2 separate regions of the Homo sapiens genome follow, and region 2 is linked to region 1. A link is an interaction called in ENCODE POLR2A ChIA-PET data of the cell type or tissue named here. Cell type or tissue: IMR-90. All regions are shown on one strand. Each heading gives the region's core, and the rest is flanking DNA. Links, peaks and the distances in the headings are about the cores only. Region 1 has its middle 30 kb from the start of LYRM4-AS1. Region 2 overlaps CDYL (chromodomain Y like).

Region 1 (7,793 bases), core at 1,607-6,606:
TATGCTGAGCCTTGGGGATCCAAAAATAAATTAGATGTGGCTCCTGTTCTCAAGGGCAGTGTCTTAGTCTGTTTGGGTTGCTGTAACAGAATACCATAAATTGAGTGGCTTATTAACAGCAGAAATGTACTATTCACACACACACTCTGGTGGCTGAAAGTGCAAGATCAAGGCGCTGGTGGATGTGGTGTCTGGTGAGGGCCGACTTTCTCTTTCATAGATGGCACCTTCTCACTGTGTCCTCGAATGGCGAAGGGGCACAGGAGCTCCCTGGAGCCTCTTTTATAAGGGCATTAATCCCATTCATGAGGTGTCCACACTCATGACCTAAACACCTCTCAAAGACCCCACCTCCTAATACTATCACATGGATGATTAGGTTTCAACACATGAGTTTCGGTGGGGGACCACATACATTCAGACCATAGCAGGCAGTACAAAGGAGGAGGAGATTAGAAGATGAGGTCATGATACAAAGGATGAATAATGCTATAATAGACTATGACCCTGGACAAGTGGCTTAACTTCTCTGCGCCTCAGTATCCTCATCTGTGAACTGAGGATAAGGTAGTACCTCCTCCACAGGGTTGTTTTAAGGGTCAAATGAGATTAAACACGTGCCCAACACGACCATTGCTCAGTACATGATTTTGCTGTATAAACTGTACTGATGATGGCAAGACCCTGGTGATGATGATGATGATGATGAGGGCACCCTAGATGTGTTGGAACTATCAAGAAGGGGCACTCAACACAGCCCGGGAATTCAGGGGTGCCTTCTTGGAGGAGGTCATGCCCAAGCTGAGTCTTAGAGGATAAACAGTTTGAGAGAGGATATGGTAAAAAAAAAAAGAAAAAGAAAAAGAAAAACGAGAATGTGTTGCAGACCAGGCACAGTCCAAGAACGTCCCAGAGCCTTGAGACAGCGTAGCCCTCCAGGAGCCGGGCTGTGGGGCACGGAGTGGTGGGGCACTGGAGGGGGGCCTTGTCTACCAGATTGATGAGCTGCAATCTCGTCCTGTGACAGGGAATCACTGAAGGGATTTTGTTAAATGCCTTTGAAGTAAAATCATCAGGACGCGGTGTTTGATTGGTTACGGTTGAAGGAAAGAGGAGCCAGTGACACTGGAAACAAGAAGAAATTGGGTATGGCAGAAGAGGGCCACTCATTCTGTTTTGACCTGGCTGACTTGGAGATCTTGGCCTCTCCAAGATCTTGGATTCGACTTGGCCTGTGGAGCTGTCTTAAGCGAATGTCTGGCAAGCAGTTGGCACACCCAGCTGAGGCTCGGGAAGGGTGTGTGAGTGATGCCAGGACTGTGAGAGAGGAATGCCAGGCACAGCGAGGAGGGGTCATCTCAGAGCAGCAGCACCCAGGGGGCAAGCAGAGGGAAAGGGGAGGACAAGGAGGACAAGGACCAGAAGGAGCCTGGTATTTGTTTGTTTGTGTGCTGCCATAACAAAGTATCACAGACCGGGGGCTTCAACAACAGACATTTTCTCTCACAGTTCTGGAGGCTGGGAGTCCAAGATCAAAGGGTGGGCAGGGCTGGTTCCTCCCGAAGCCTCTCTGTTGGCTCACAGATGGCCACCTTCCTGCTGTGTCCTCACACACTCACTCGGGATGTGCTTCGGGGAATGGTGCTTGTAGGGAGGGAGGCTCTGGTAATATTCTCTTTCTTGATTCGGGTCTGGTGTCCCAGGTGTGCCTACTTTGTGACAATTCATCAAGGTGTACTCAGGGTTGGTAGTTTTTCTGTATATATATTACACTTCTCTCTCTGTCTCTCTCTCTCTCCCTATATATATATATGTATATATATATATTTTGAGACAGAGTCTCACTCTGTCACTCAGGCTGGAATGCAGTGGTGCAATCTAGGCACACTGAAACCTCCACCTCCCGGGTTCAAGTGATTCTCATGCCTCAGCCTCCTGAGTAGCTGGGATTACAGGCACGCGCCAGCACACCCAGCTAATTTTTGTATTTTTAGTAGAGATGGGGTTTCGCCATGTTGGCCAGGATGGTCTCAATCTCCTGTGTGTTGTCTATGTCCAAATTTCCTCTTCTTATGAGGACACCAATTCTACTGGATTAGGGGCCACTCTGATAGCCTCACCCTAACTTAATCACCTCTGTAAGGAGCCTATCTCCAAATACAGTCACATTCTGAGACGCTAGAGGTTAGGACTTCAACAGTGAATTTTGGGGGGACATAATTCAGCCTATAACAGGCCTGCTGGACTTGGCATTGGGAAGTCATTGATGGGCTCGATACAAACAAGGGGAGAGAAGAGGAAAGGAGCCGGCTGCAGGCCTGGAGGGAGTGAAAGGAGCCGGCTGCAGGCCTGGAGGGAGTGAAAGGAGCCAGCTGCAGGCCTGGAGGGAGTGGGGGGGACATGGGGCAGCCCAGGAGCTGACCGTGGGCAGGAGCTGGATGGAGAAGGAGTCTCCAGGCTCAGGAGGGACTTGAGCAGGGCACAGGCTGAGGGAAGCGTGGAATGAGGGAGGGAAGGGATGAAAGGTAGGGTCACAGAGCCACTGGCCGAGCATGCGTGTCCACCTGGGGTCCAGGTTGGCCCACATCAAGCACACTGAGTTAAATCTCCAGGAGAGCATGGAGCCTGCCCAGAGACTGTGTCAAACCCTGATGCATCCTGACTGTCACTCCCTCAGGAATAGTGACCAAGGGAAGAACTGTTCACCCTGGAACACCAGAGCTTGTGTCACTGTGGCTTCATGGAACAGAAATGTCAAATCTGTGGATTCAGCTGATAATTCTCTCGTTAGCCACAAGATATTTTCTAAATTAAAAAAACAATTTTTTGCACTTACGTGAGGTTCCTAGAGTAGTGAATTTCACAGAGACAAACGGGGGTTGCCAGGGGACGGGGAGAGGAGGAGTGAGAAGTGAGTGTTTAATGGGACAGAATTTCAGTTTGGGACGATGGAAAGGACCTGGAGATGGATAGTGGCGACGGCTGCACAGCAGTGTGAAGGCACTTAACACTGTTGAAATGCACACTGAAAAATGGTTAAGATGGTACACGGTGGGAGGCCAAGGTGGGTGGATTGCTTGAGCCCAGGAGTTCAAGCCAGCCTGGGCAACATGCTGAAACCCCGTATCTACTAAAAACACAAAACATTTTTGGGCATGGTGGCGTGCACCTGTAGTCCCAGCTACTCAGGAAACGGAGGTGGAAGGATTGCTTGAGCTGAGATAGTGCCACTGCACTTCAGCTGGGCCAACAGAGGAAGACTTTCTCAAAAAAATAAAAATAAATATAGTTAAGATGGTACATTTTCCGCTGTATTTTACCACAATTTAAATAAATAAATTGTTAGGCCAGGTGTGGTGGCTCATGCCTGTAATCCCAGCACTCTGGGAGGCCGAGGTGGGTGGATCACTTGAGGTCAGGAGTTCAAGACCAGCCTGGCCAACACAGTGAAACCCCGTCTCTACTAAAAATACAAAAAGTTAGCTGGATGTGGTGATGCACACCTATAATCCCAGCTACTCGGAGGCTGAGGCAGGAGAATTGCTTGAACCCGGGAGGTGGAGGTTGCAGAGAGCTGAGATCACACCACTGCACTCCAGCCTGGGTGACAGAGCGAGACTCTGTCTCAAATAAATAAATAATGGGTAAATAAATTGTTTTAAAGAAAGATTTCTATGGAGTTAGTTTTCCCCCTTGACATGCATTTTTTGAATATTTGAGACAAAATATCCCTAATGGTCTTGATCAGCAAAGCTGTTTTTTAAAAAGTGTCAGAAGAGTTGCTCGGAACAGTCCATGAAGTACAAATAACTTGACCTTTCCAACGGGCGAAAAGAGAGTTAGGAAGTTGGTACTCAGTGAGGCGATCTTGTCAACAAACAGTTCGACTGAACTGACATTGACTGGGCACCCACTGTGCGCCAGGCGTGGTAGGGAGGGAGATTTGTCTGTCTGATGACTTGGTTGTTTCTCGTGCTCTGCTTTTTGATGATCGGCATCTTGCTTTCGAGGTGGATAGCCGAGTGTCGAGCAGTGCTGTGATGTGGGGTGCTCCCTGCTCTCCCATTTCTATGGCCTGGTCTTTTCCCAGAAGCAGCTGGGATGCTCCATCTTGCCCTCCCTTCGGTCCCTTTGTGTCTTGGGTGTCCTTCCAAAGTGGGGAGGCAGATCCGAGTCCTTCCCATGTCCTCACCTCAGAGGCCCAAGTGCCTTCCAAGTGTGAAGACTTAAAAAAAAAAACAAACCTACCATGGAGGGTGGTGGGGGAGGATTGGAATTCCAGAAAATTCTGAATGAAAACAGCAGTTGCAAAACGGAATGGCTTTGCAAACTGCAGCCGATTATTCAGTGACTGTCTTGGGCTTTGGCCGGACCACTCGAAAATCTGCCGCTGAAGGATCCAGGGAGAGTGGCAGAAAGCACAGGGAAGCTGGAACCGAGGGGCTGGACCCAGCTCTCCAGGAGGCCCCAGCTCCCAGCCCACCAGCTCCCAGCCTCAGGCCCTGTTTGGCTGTGACTGAGGAAGCTCAAGCCCCAAAGCCAGCATAAAGCAAGCGTTGGGGCAGCTCCGGTTTCAGCCGGACTTGCCTGTGTGTAATCCTGGGGCTGGGTAATCTGATGCCCCAAACTCAGAGCCGGTTCTGGCTCTTGGCTCCGGTGGCCTGGGGAGCTGAGGCTACTTTTCAGGGACACCAGAAATGTCTGTATTCTTTCTCAGATGGGTCGGCAGACTGTTCTGGGTGCCAGGTCTTTGATGAAATGGATTTGGATACAAATCAAATATTTAAATTGGTGTTTTCCCTCTTTGGAAGGACCATTCCAGCTGGACCTGTGGACTTGTTTTTACATAAGATTTGGACTCCTTTAAATGTGCATTTTTTTTTCCATCTTGAATACGCCTGGGGCAGACAGTGGCTGTATTTGGAAGCCCCGAGGCTGCTGGTCTGGCTGAGACAGGGAGCAGGCACCTCAGCTAACCCTCTTGGCCGAAAGTGCACTTGTTAGAAAACCAATTCATGTGCCTGCTGGCTCCCCATGGTTATATATTATTTAATCACGCAGGTCTTGGGTTTATGCCAAGCAGCAACTTGCTGTCTGCCATCTTTCAGGGAAGAATAAGCAAGGCAAATTCATTCAGTTCTGTCTCTTTTTCAGCTTCCTGGGCTAAATGAAGGCAAGAAAGTGTTTATGAACATCCCAAAGTGCTGTGAAATATCCATCTTGGTGAAAATAGACACCCTGCTTCCTTTTGAAAAATAGCATTTTGTGAAAGGAATTTTTACCCATACATTTAGCTCAGATATTTCTAGATATTTCAAAGGGCCTCTCTTCTTCCCTTTACTTTAGACAGAGAGAGAGAGACTAAAGATATGTGAAATTCCTTTAGCCACAAGCTTGTTTGGGACCTGGCCTGGGGCACGAGTCTTCATCCTGGCTGGTGACGGCTGACACCAGGGCATACAGTGGCAGTTATCAGAGAATTTCCAGGGAGGTGCAAAAACTCGGTACCTTTACTCCTACAGAGCCCACAAAGCCCTGTGCACAAAGCCCCCCTGCATCTTGGAAGGAGCAGGTGGGACATTTTGTTTTGGGGATGGGGTCCGGGACGAGCTGTGAGCTCCTCTCTGTCCCGCCATCCAGGTGGTCTTGGAAGGAGCAGGTGGGACATTTTCTTCTGGGGATGGGGTCCAGGACGAGCTGTGAGCTCCTCTCTGTCCCGCCATCCAGGTGGTTCCACTGTTGCCCTGCTGAGAGCTGGAGGCCCCATTCCCCCTCCGAGCCCAGCCTGCCAGCCCCTTCACACGCCTTTAATCTGGCGCCTTCCTCCTAGCACGCACCTTTCTTTTTCTAAAAATAAAAATAAAAGTTTTATTTTATTTCAATAGTTTTTTGGGGAACCAGTGGTTTTCAGTTACATGGATAAGTTCTTTAGTGGTGATTTCTGAGATTTTGGTGAACCCATCACCCAAGCAGTGTGCACTGAACACAATATGTGGTCTTTTATTCCTCATCCCCCTCCCACCCTTCCTCCCTGGACTCCCCCTGGAGTCCATTACATCATTCTTAGGCCTTTTCGTCCACATGATTTAGTTCCCACTTGTAAGTGAGAACATATGATATTTGGCTTTCCATTCCTGAGTTAGTTCACTTAGAATAATAACCTCCGGTTCCATCCAAGTTGCTGCAAAGGCCATTATTTCATTTAGTTTTACATTTGAGTAGTATTCCACGTTGTAAATATACCACATTTTCTTTATTCATTCATTGGCTGATGGGCATTTAGGTTGGTTCTGTGTTTTTGCAGTTGTGAATTGTGCTGCTATAAACATGTGTGTGCAAGTGTCTTTTTTGTATAATGACTTCTTTTCCTTTGGGTAGACACCCAGGAATGGGATTGCTGGATTGAATGGTAGTTCTACTTTTACTTCTTTAAGGACTCTCCACACTGTTTTCCACAGTGGTTGTACTAGTTTACAGTTTCACCAGCAGCGTAAAAGTGTTCCCTTTTCACCACATCCATGCCAACATCTATTGTTTTTGAATTTTTTAATTATGGCCATTCTTGCAGAGTAAGGTGGTATCTCATTGTGGTTTTAATTTGCATTTCCCTGATAATTAGTGATGTTGAGCATTTTTTCTTTTTTCTTTTATTTATTTATTTATTTATTTTTTGAGACGGAGTCTCGCTCTGTCGCCCAGGCTAGAGTGCAGTGGCAAGATCTCGGCTCGCTGCAAGCTCCGCCTCCTGGGTTCACGCCATTCTCCTGCCTCAGCCTCCCGAGTAGCTGGGACTACAGGCGCCCGCCAATGTTGAGCATTTTTTCATATGTTCGTTGGCTATTTGTATATCTTCTTTTGAGAATTGTCTCTTCACGTCCTTTGCCCACTTTTTGATGGGATTATTTGTTTTTCTTTTGCTGATTTGTTTGAGTTCCTTGTAGATTCTGGATATTTATCCTTTGACAGATACATCATTTGAGAATATTTTCTCCCCACTCTGTGTGGGTTGTCTGTTTACTGTGCTGATTACTTCTTTTGCTGTGCAGAAGCCTTTTAGTTTAATTAGGTCCCATTTATTTATTTTTGTTTTTGTTGCATTTGTTTTTGGGTTTTTAGTCATGAATTCTTTTCTTAATCCAATGTCTAGAAGAGCCTTTCCAATATGATCTTCTAGAATTTTTATGTCTTCAGGTCTTAGATTTAAGTGTTTGATCCATCTTGAGTTGATTTTTGTATAAGGTGAGAGATGAGGATCCTGTTTCATTCTTCTACATGTGGCTTGCCAGTTTTCTCAGCACCATTTATTGAATAGAGTATCCTTTCTCCACTTTATGTTTTTGTATGCTTTGTCAAAGATCAGTTGACTGTAAGTATTTGGCTTTATTTCTGTGTTCTCTATTCTGTTTCATTGGTTTATCTGCCTATTTTTATTCCAGTACCATGCTGTTTTGGTGATTATAGTCTTGTAGTATAATTTGAAGTCAGCTAATGTGATCCCTCTGGCTTTCTTCCTTTTGCTTGGTGTTGCTTTGGCTATGTGTACTTTTTTTGGTTCCATATGAATTGTGGGATTGTTTTTTCTAGTTCTGTGAAGAATGATGATAGTATTTTGATGGGAATTGCATTGAATCTATAATTGCTTTGGGCAGTATGGTCATCTTCACAATATTGATTCTACCCATCCATGAGCATGGGATGTGTTTCCATTTGATTGTGTCATCTATGATTTCTTTCAGTAGTGCCTTGTAGTTTTCCTAGTAGAGATCTTTCACCTCCTTGGTTAAGTATTTTCC
Region 2 (7,793 bases), core at 1,073-6,072, 63 kb before region 1:
GTAAAATTTCTACTTGCAAAGTCTTCCACGTGCCATTTTTTCTGTTAATATGTTCTCAGTGAGTGGTCTAAACTAAATGTATTGTGTTCTATTAATCACTGTTTACAGAAATTTGCCATTTAGGAATGTATATTGTGCAGTCTAATGTGTGCATTTCCCAGTTTTCACAAGGGGTTTTCTCATGTGCATGTAATAAGCAGTTCCACACTGGGTTTTCTTGATTATAGAGTCTGTGTAACGCTGTGACAGCCTGGGGTGGCACCTCGCCACAATCTTCAGAGTTGCACATTACTGTGTAACATTAGAAACTGCTGCTACTCTGAGCTCAAGTGAGTCAGGGGTGCACCCCAAGAGCTGGATCACTGTAGGGCCAGTGGGTTACCAGGTTGTCCTCCTACAGAAAGGGGAGATGGGGGGAAAACAGACCACCCTGCTGCAGTTTTAGCCTGCATTTCCATGAGTTATGGAAGGATTGGAAGAAAAGCTGACTGTCAGAGTTTTGCTCTAATACAGCTTTTTTGTGGGTTTTTGTGTGTTTTCTTTTTTTCTGAGACAGGGTCCGGCTCCGTCTCATCCAGGCTGGAGTACAGTGGCTGGTGCCATCTCAGCTCACTGCCGTCTCCCCCTCCCAGGCTCAGGTGATCCACCTCAGCTTTCCAAGTAGCCGGGACTGCAGGCGTGCACCACCACGCCTCACTAATTTTTGTATTTTTTGTAGGGATGGGGTTTCACCATCTCTACAAAAGATGGGGTTTTGCCCAGGCTAGTCTTGAACTCCTGAGCTCAAGCAATCTTCCAGCATCAGCCTCCCAAAGTGCCTGTAATAGGCATGAGCCACCATGTCCAGCCTCTAATACGGTTTTTAAGTATTCTCGGATGCTCAAAACTGATCGCAAAACCGGATTTCAAAATTACTATATAGTTTTTGTTACTGTATTTATAAAACTTAGCACATTGTGGCTTTTAGGTTGCTGTTATGGTGAGGTCAGCTTCCTGTCTTGGATTTTGAGTAGCTTTTGCCCTCCTCTAGAACATGGTGTGTTCAGTTAGATGCTCTCCCTTGATCCTTTGCTCTTCAGCATGTCCTAAACGTCTCTGTTAGACAGAACCATCAGTTCCACAGTTTGGCCCCCCTTGAGCTCCGTGTTCTCTACCACCCCACTTGGTGCCCATAAGGAAAGAGACACATAAAAGCCCCTCCTTGCTGTCAGGGGGCTCATGGGCTGTCATTCCTCAATGTACTTGGTGTGGACCCCTGAAATGCCAAACACATGGAAAATTCTAGCACCCTAGTTAGAGGAACACTGCATGACAAGTTCTTGTTTCTCCTGGCAGCTTTGTAAGTACCCAGGCATTCCCTTGCAGAGATGGGTGTGGTCCCTCAGTGATTGTCCTGGGAGCCATTCAGAACCATAGCTATGGGTGATCCTTGGCAGCACCTGGTTAACCTGATGGGAAAGGGTCCGGAACCGGGCAGGCCATCCAGGCCGTGTAGATGATCAGAGGGTGCGAGCACAGGATTTAGGCATTGGTGTTTCATAGATGGATAGGTGGTATGTCCTTGGGCCCTAGTTTGAGAAACACTGATCTGGGCTGAAGCTGGAGGTTTGTTTTAGAAATTTGCTTAAGGAAGTATCTAATTTCACTGTAGTTTGCTCAGCCTTTAGCTTTGCAGATTAAGCTAGCTACTTATTGAAAATACCTCCTCAGAACCCTCTCCTCCTGCCCCCCACAGGCAACCTATATCCTTGGCTCTCCAAGCTTCCAGGGTCTGTTTTTTAAGCATAAATGCTTCTACTTTTAAATAGTACTTACAAGATCATACGTCACCTCTGAGCTTACGTCTCTCTTTCCCCATTTTCTCCCCTCCATCCTGCAGAAATGGAACTTTAAATTCTGATCCAGGAGAACCAGTAGCCCACAGGCAGTCCTTTGACCTCCTGACCTGCTATGCATCCTCTGCCCTGCAGCTTCTCACATCCCCAGGTGGAAATGCTGTGCCCCTTCATCCATACCGTGGCACTTCCTCACTGGAGGTCACCTCTCCTGTGCATGGTCACATTCTGCCTGTCTGTTGAGAGGCTCCGTTCTTCGCTGCGTTCTGCTTACCTGGTTAAGCCACAAAAGGTTCTATGCTTAGACTAGACGTGGGATTTAAAAGTTTCCATGTTCGTGTACAGGAGTGTACAAAATATGCATGAGCAAGTGGTCACAGTCATAGACACACCGTGCCTTGGGGGGCCCCAGGTCATAAGATGGTGTTCTCTGTATTTCACCTGACGCCTTTGGTTTTGTTGCTCTGTGAGAATGAGGGCAGTCTTTTAAAGGAACTCATCCAGAAAGAAAGGAGAAGCAAGTGTGTTGGAGAGAAGATACATTTATCATGTCATTACTAAGCCCTGTATTAAACTTATTGTAAACACTAGGGTAATTACTGACTCCCTCCATGTGAGGAATCAGGGAAGGGCTGCTGTGTCCAGGCTTTCCGGCGTCCGTAAGTGCTACCTCCAGCTATTCAGTAGCTCCAGCCGAAAGCCATGCCCTCCCCTTTCCTGCATCCTTATTATCAGCTCTGCTGCTCACCATTGCCACCACCTTGTCCAAGCAATTGACATCAGTCTTTATTGCCTTTTTCCAATCCATTTCTCACACACCAGGAGGATTTTTTATAGATGTAAGTCATATATTACTGCCCTGCTTAAGGGTGTGTCTTCGCTTTCTGGTGTACTTGAGATAAAATTCATACTTTTTTTTGTTTGTTTTTGAGACGGAGTCTCCCTCTGTTGCCCAAGCTGGAGTGCAGTAGCACCATCTCAGCTTGCTACAAGCTCCGCCTCCCGTCTTCATGCCATTCTCCTGCCTCAGCCTCCCGATTTAGCTGGGACTACAGGCTCCCACCACCACGCCTGGCTATTTTTTTTTTTTTATTTTTAGTAGAGATGGGGTTTCACCGTGTTAGCCAGGATGATCTCGATCTCCTGATCTTGTGATCTGCCTTCTCGGCCTCCCAAAGTGCTGGGATTACAGGCATGAGCCACCGCACCTGGCCAAATTTCATACTTCTTACTGTGGCCTACAGGACCCTTTGGGGCTGGCCTTTCATTGCTTACTGGGCTTCCAATATGCTAGGCTCCCTCCACTTTCTGGAATTGGCCAATTTCTTTCCTCCTGTTTTGCACATGTATTCATATATATACATATACACACATACCTTTTTTTTTTTTAATCTGGTTGACCTCTTATCCTTCTGGCCTCAGCACAGACGGCACTTCCTGGGAGAAGACTCCCCGATTTTCCCCCTCCATCTAAAACATAGCGCTCAGCCACAGTTCTAGTTGCATGCTTAATGTGTTGGTTTCTTTACCTAAGCTAAGCTGCGGGAAGTTAGGCAGCACATATGTTTATTTACTCAGTCTCACGGCATTAGCACCTGGAACAACACCAGGCAGTGCTCACTTGCTCAGGTTTGTTAAACAGTGACTCTGATTTTTGTGTCTTTGTCTTGTTGCCAGATTAAGTTCTTGTCTGTGGTTTTATGGCCAGAAGAGGCACACATAAATGAATGAGTACTCTGCCTTTAACTCCCTTCATACTTTCTGCTCTTTTCCTTCTGTCCAATTTATTAAGCACACTGCATACTATGTGCCATGTCATGAGGTTCACTGGGTGACCCCCATGGGACCATGTGACTGATTTGTCCTCTGAAAGCCAGTGCTTGCTGGGCTGGGGAGAAGCCAGTTGCACAAAAGGTTATAACATAAGGCAACAGGTAAGTGCTCTCAGCTGAGCAACTTAAGAGACTGTGTTCAAAGGCTCAAGGAGCGAGCATGTCTGGTTGAGGTCTGCAGAAACTATGAAGAGGGAAAAGGTGTCTCCGTGGGCCTGGAAGGATTAGTCGGGTTTTTATAAAGCAGCAGTGTTGGAAGCGATGGTTTGGATAGAAGGCATGAAGTGGGTAGTGGAGTGTTTCTGATGGTTTATACACCTCTAGACCTTACCTGAGAAAGGATTTTTTTTTTTTTTTCCCCAAGACGGAGTCTCTCTCTGTCGCCCAGGCTGGAGTGCAGTGGCACGACCTCGGCTCACTGCAAGCTCCACCTCCCAGGTTCACGCCATTCTCCTGCCTCAGCCTCCCGAGTAGCTGGGACTACAGGCGCCTGCCACCACGCCCGGCTAATCTTTTTTTTGTATTTTTTAGTAGAGACGGGGTTTCACCGTGGTCTCGATCTCTTGACCTCGTGATCCACCCGCCTTGGCCTCCCAAAGTGCTGGGATTACAGGCGTGAGCCACTGCGCCCAGCCGAAAAAGGATTTTTAAGGCAGTTGACAGTTTGGAAATACAGGGATATAGTGTTCTGTTTTTAAATCCAAGCGAAGATGTCATGACAAACTGAAATGAAAACATATTAAAGCCAGGGTTATGGTTAGTCCAGTCCAGGGTATGCATGCCGTGGCATTGGTGACTGCAGGTGGGCTGCAGATTTGGCTTTCAGCTGTCTGGTGGCATGTGATAAGAGTGTGCTGATGAGTCAGATCCACAGTGCTCTCACACATACATGCGCACAGTAGTTGCTCCGTAGAAGTATAACTGTGCACGGTAATGAGACTTGAAAAACAGTTTTGCCCTAGGTCATTAGGAAAGTTTTTCCTGGTTTAGTGAACAAAATGTGTCCGCACCACTTTCTTCACAATTGATACAGTATTCATGGTACTGTTTGCTAAAGGGGGTCCTTGGTTTGTAGCCAGAGGCACAAACCACTTTTGGTATTGGTTCTAGGGATAGCTAAAAGCCTCAGAGTTCATGTCATAGAGCATGGTGTTTCTAACCCCCGCCCCTTAGCTTTAAATAAAATATTAGAAAAGAATCTATAATTTTCAAAATTATTTAACTTTAAATAACTTCCTAGGTTAGTTTTAAACCTTTAGGGGTTACAGGACATCCACTTTCAAATTTCACCTTCCAGTAAGTAAAAACATGACTTACAAATACAGAATCCATTCATGTCAAGTATTCATTTAACTCAGCGAAGGAATCAAAAAGATAGTAAAGTTGAGTCAAAGAAAATGCAGGAGACCATGTGTAGGCACTGAAACAACGCTGGGATAGTTTCAGAGAAAGAGACAAAACCGGTTAACGGCCTGCAGGGCAGCCATACTAACCTTTGCTGTTGTCTTTTCTCCTGAGCAGGTGTCATTTCAATCTCTAAGCAATGCCATTGATTTATATCACTCTCAGTTTTCTAAAATTGACATCCATATGGAGCTGTAAAATACTCTAAACAGCGCTAAACAGTCAAATGAAGGTACATGGCCATAAAGAACGAGATGATCCCTGGTGGGAGTGGCTCCCAGTGCCCCAGCATGATGTTGAAAAGATACGTGGTCCTTTCACCTGTTTCCAAGTTGGGAATTTTTTTTTTTCCTGACCATTAGGAAAAATGTTGACGTTGGTTTTGGTGAATCTGATTTGACCCATTCTTCCTGGGAGTAATAGGATAACACGGCCGCTTCTCATTTGTGTAGACAACCCCAGCTCATCATCATCTGCACGTGGCCTGGAGGGTCACTGTTCCCTGCAGTGGCTCCTTGGGAGAGGAGTAGCACCCTGTTCATCAAAAGCAGGTAGCAAGGCGCACTTACAGTTGCTGACTGGCAGGGGCGGAACGCCGTAGGGCTTTGTAGCCAGGGTAAGAAGTTTGGGTTTTTTTCAGATGGTGAAGGGATTGAAGTGGAAACATGATGTGTGCTGATTGACATTTGACATTTGATTGTCTTCTCAGTCCATTTTCAGATATTTGTGAGAGAATATCTGAAACTACGTAATTTACAAAGAAAAGGAATTTTTCTTTCTTGAAGTGATAGATGCTGAGGAGTCCAGGATCAAGGGGCCCCCTCTGGTGGAGCCTCTTTGCTGGTGAGGACTCTGCTGAGTTCCCAGGCATCACATGGCGAGGGGGCAGAGCCTGCTTATGTGCCAGCTCAGCTCACTCTCCCCCTCTTCTTATGAAGCCACCAGTCGCACTCCCGTGATAACCCATTCATGAGGGCAGAGCCCCCATGACCCAATTGCCTCTTAAAGGCCCCTCGTCTCAATACTGCCACACTGGGGGTTACATTTCAGGATGTGTCTTGGAAGGGATAAATGTTCAAACCATAGCAGCTGCTGACTGCTCTGAGGAGAGTGACTTGCCGGTGAGGTGGACTAGCAGAAGTCATCAGAGCCTTTCTCAGAGTCCAGGCCAGGCTGTTAATGCTGGTGGCTTGCAGATGTAGACCAGCATTACTAAACTCTTAAAAGTTTGTTTCCCTGGGATCAAAGCTAACTTGGCAGAGACCTTATTGTGTCTTCAGAATTTTCTTCCCAGTGCTCGAAATTCGAGCCAAGGAACGAAAATCTCTTGAATGAGGGTAATTTTATTAACACTCTTCCTTATTATTTAATTAAAATTTTTTTATTTCAGGGGTGGTTTTAAGTGCCATCTTTTAAAGCATTACATCGGTAATTTGCTAATCTGAGCTTCTCTCCTCTCCACAGCATGAGGCCCTGATACATTTAGGGCCTCTGTTAAAAAGCAAAAAGTGTGTGGCAGTGGCAATAGAATCACCAAAGCTAAAATCATAGAGAATGGTGGCTCGTAGTGTTTTAAAACTGTTTGAAAAGTGATTATAGGATTGGGGAAAAGTTGATACTTCCATCTTTAAGCAGATAACAGAAAGCCTGGTTGCATGACTGGCAAACAATTTTAGATTTAAAAACAACAGCCCTTGGCTTTAAAATACTTCCACCTTCTTCCGGCCTTCCAGGGAACTCTCTATACTTCCTTACTAGGAGGGTTATACTGGACAAAAGAGGACCGTCTAGTCTAGGGATCAGCACGCTTTTCCTTTAAAGAGCCATTTAGTAGATATTTTACACTTTGAGGCCAGACGGTCTCTACTACTACTTAACTCCACTATTGTAGCCTGAAAGCAGCCAAAGACAACAGGTAAACAAATGAACGTGGCTTACAAAACTTTATTCACAAAAACAGGAAGCAGCCCAGATTTGGCCAGGAGCCCTTGTTGGCGGAGCCCGGGTCTAGCCTGTTGGCCACCCAAGTTCTTACCTGTCTCCTCCTAACCTTCTCACCTTGGGAAACATAATTTATTACCATGTATGCCTGAGTCATAGAGGACTGACTGCTCTCTCTATGGTTTCTCCTCTCCTAGGAGTGGACTATTGTTGATTTTTACTTGGTTCTTGCTAGGCTGGGATAGGGGCTGCAGTGGAGGGTGGGAACAGGGTAATCTTTGGTTGTTCTGGTCTTAGGCCCTGTGTGTCTCACCTGTGGGGGTGAAGTGTTTCATGATTTTTTTCTTCTGCTCAAGGAGTGAAAGAGTTCTTTTTTTTTTTTTTTTCCACACTCTCCTTCCTTTGGCACTAGTAGATCAACAGGGTTTGCTGCCCTTCCCCCAGAGGCCAGAGAGAGGGCAGGGCAGGAGAGTACGGCTCCGTGCTTTTCTCATGGGGGTGGCACGTCCTCTCCTCTGTGCCTGAAAGCCTGCTTCACCTCCACACTTTCTCATTAGCGAACTGCTACGCTGTCGTGCCAGTCCACACGCAGCCTCTTGCAGGTCTTTAGAAGCTCAGCTGAGTTTCTTACTATTATCTGTCTCTTGTGTTCTGCCGCAGTTGAGACAGTCCACATGGCCCCAGCTTTCCTTGCAGCGGCTCATCTTTCCTCAGATTGCAGGCTGTGTGGCTGCCTTGCAACCTCAGCCATCCTGCAAGTTCAAGAACAGTTGTAATTGAT

Evidence for each region. ChIA-PET counts read pairs that join two places held together with the same protein. Peaks named below come from ENCODE experiments on the same cell type or tissue, not always from the same donor. Only the 100,000 strongest peaks of a DNase experiment are listed, where the experiment ranks them.
Region 2: POLR2A ChIA-PET joins it to region 1 with 6 read pairs; 3 of 35 experiments call an interaction of 5 or more read pairs at or near these places.

Annotation. Positions count from the first base shown.
Region 1 is chr6:4,969,627-4,977,419 of GRCh38, forward strand. No RefSeq gene overlaps it. Among named protein-coding and RNA genes, the nearest start is that of LYRM4-AS1, 30 kb to the right of the region's middle. RefSeq lists enhancers at 1,952-2,478, 2,479-3,003. In IMR-90, for the core only: no CTCF peak of the experiment used is centred there; a DNase peak (open chromatin) is centred at 4,585; H3K27ac peaks cover 681 bases.
Region 2 is chr6:4,906,824-4,914,616 of GRCh38, forward strand. The region is part of intron 2 of CDYL (chromodomain Y like); the gene reads left to right. It overlaps LOC105374897 (a long non-coding RNA gene), which reads left to right. Exons shown (of 2, transcript XR_926412.3): 2 at 1,880-7,793. Among named protein-coding and RNA genes, the nearest start is that of LYRM4-AS1, 93 kb to the right of the region's middle. RefSeq lists a silencer at 287-336. In IMR-90, for the core only: no CTCF peak of the experiment used is centred there; no DNase peak of the experiment used is centred there.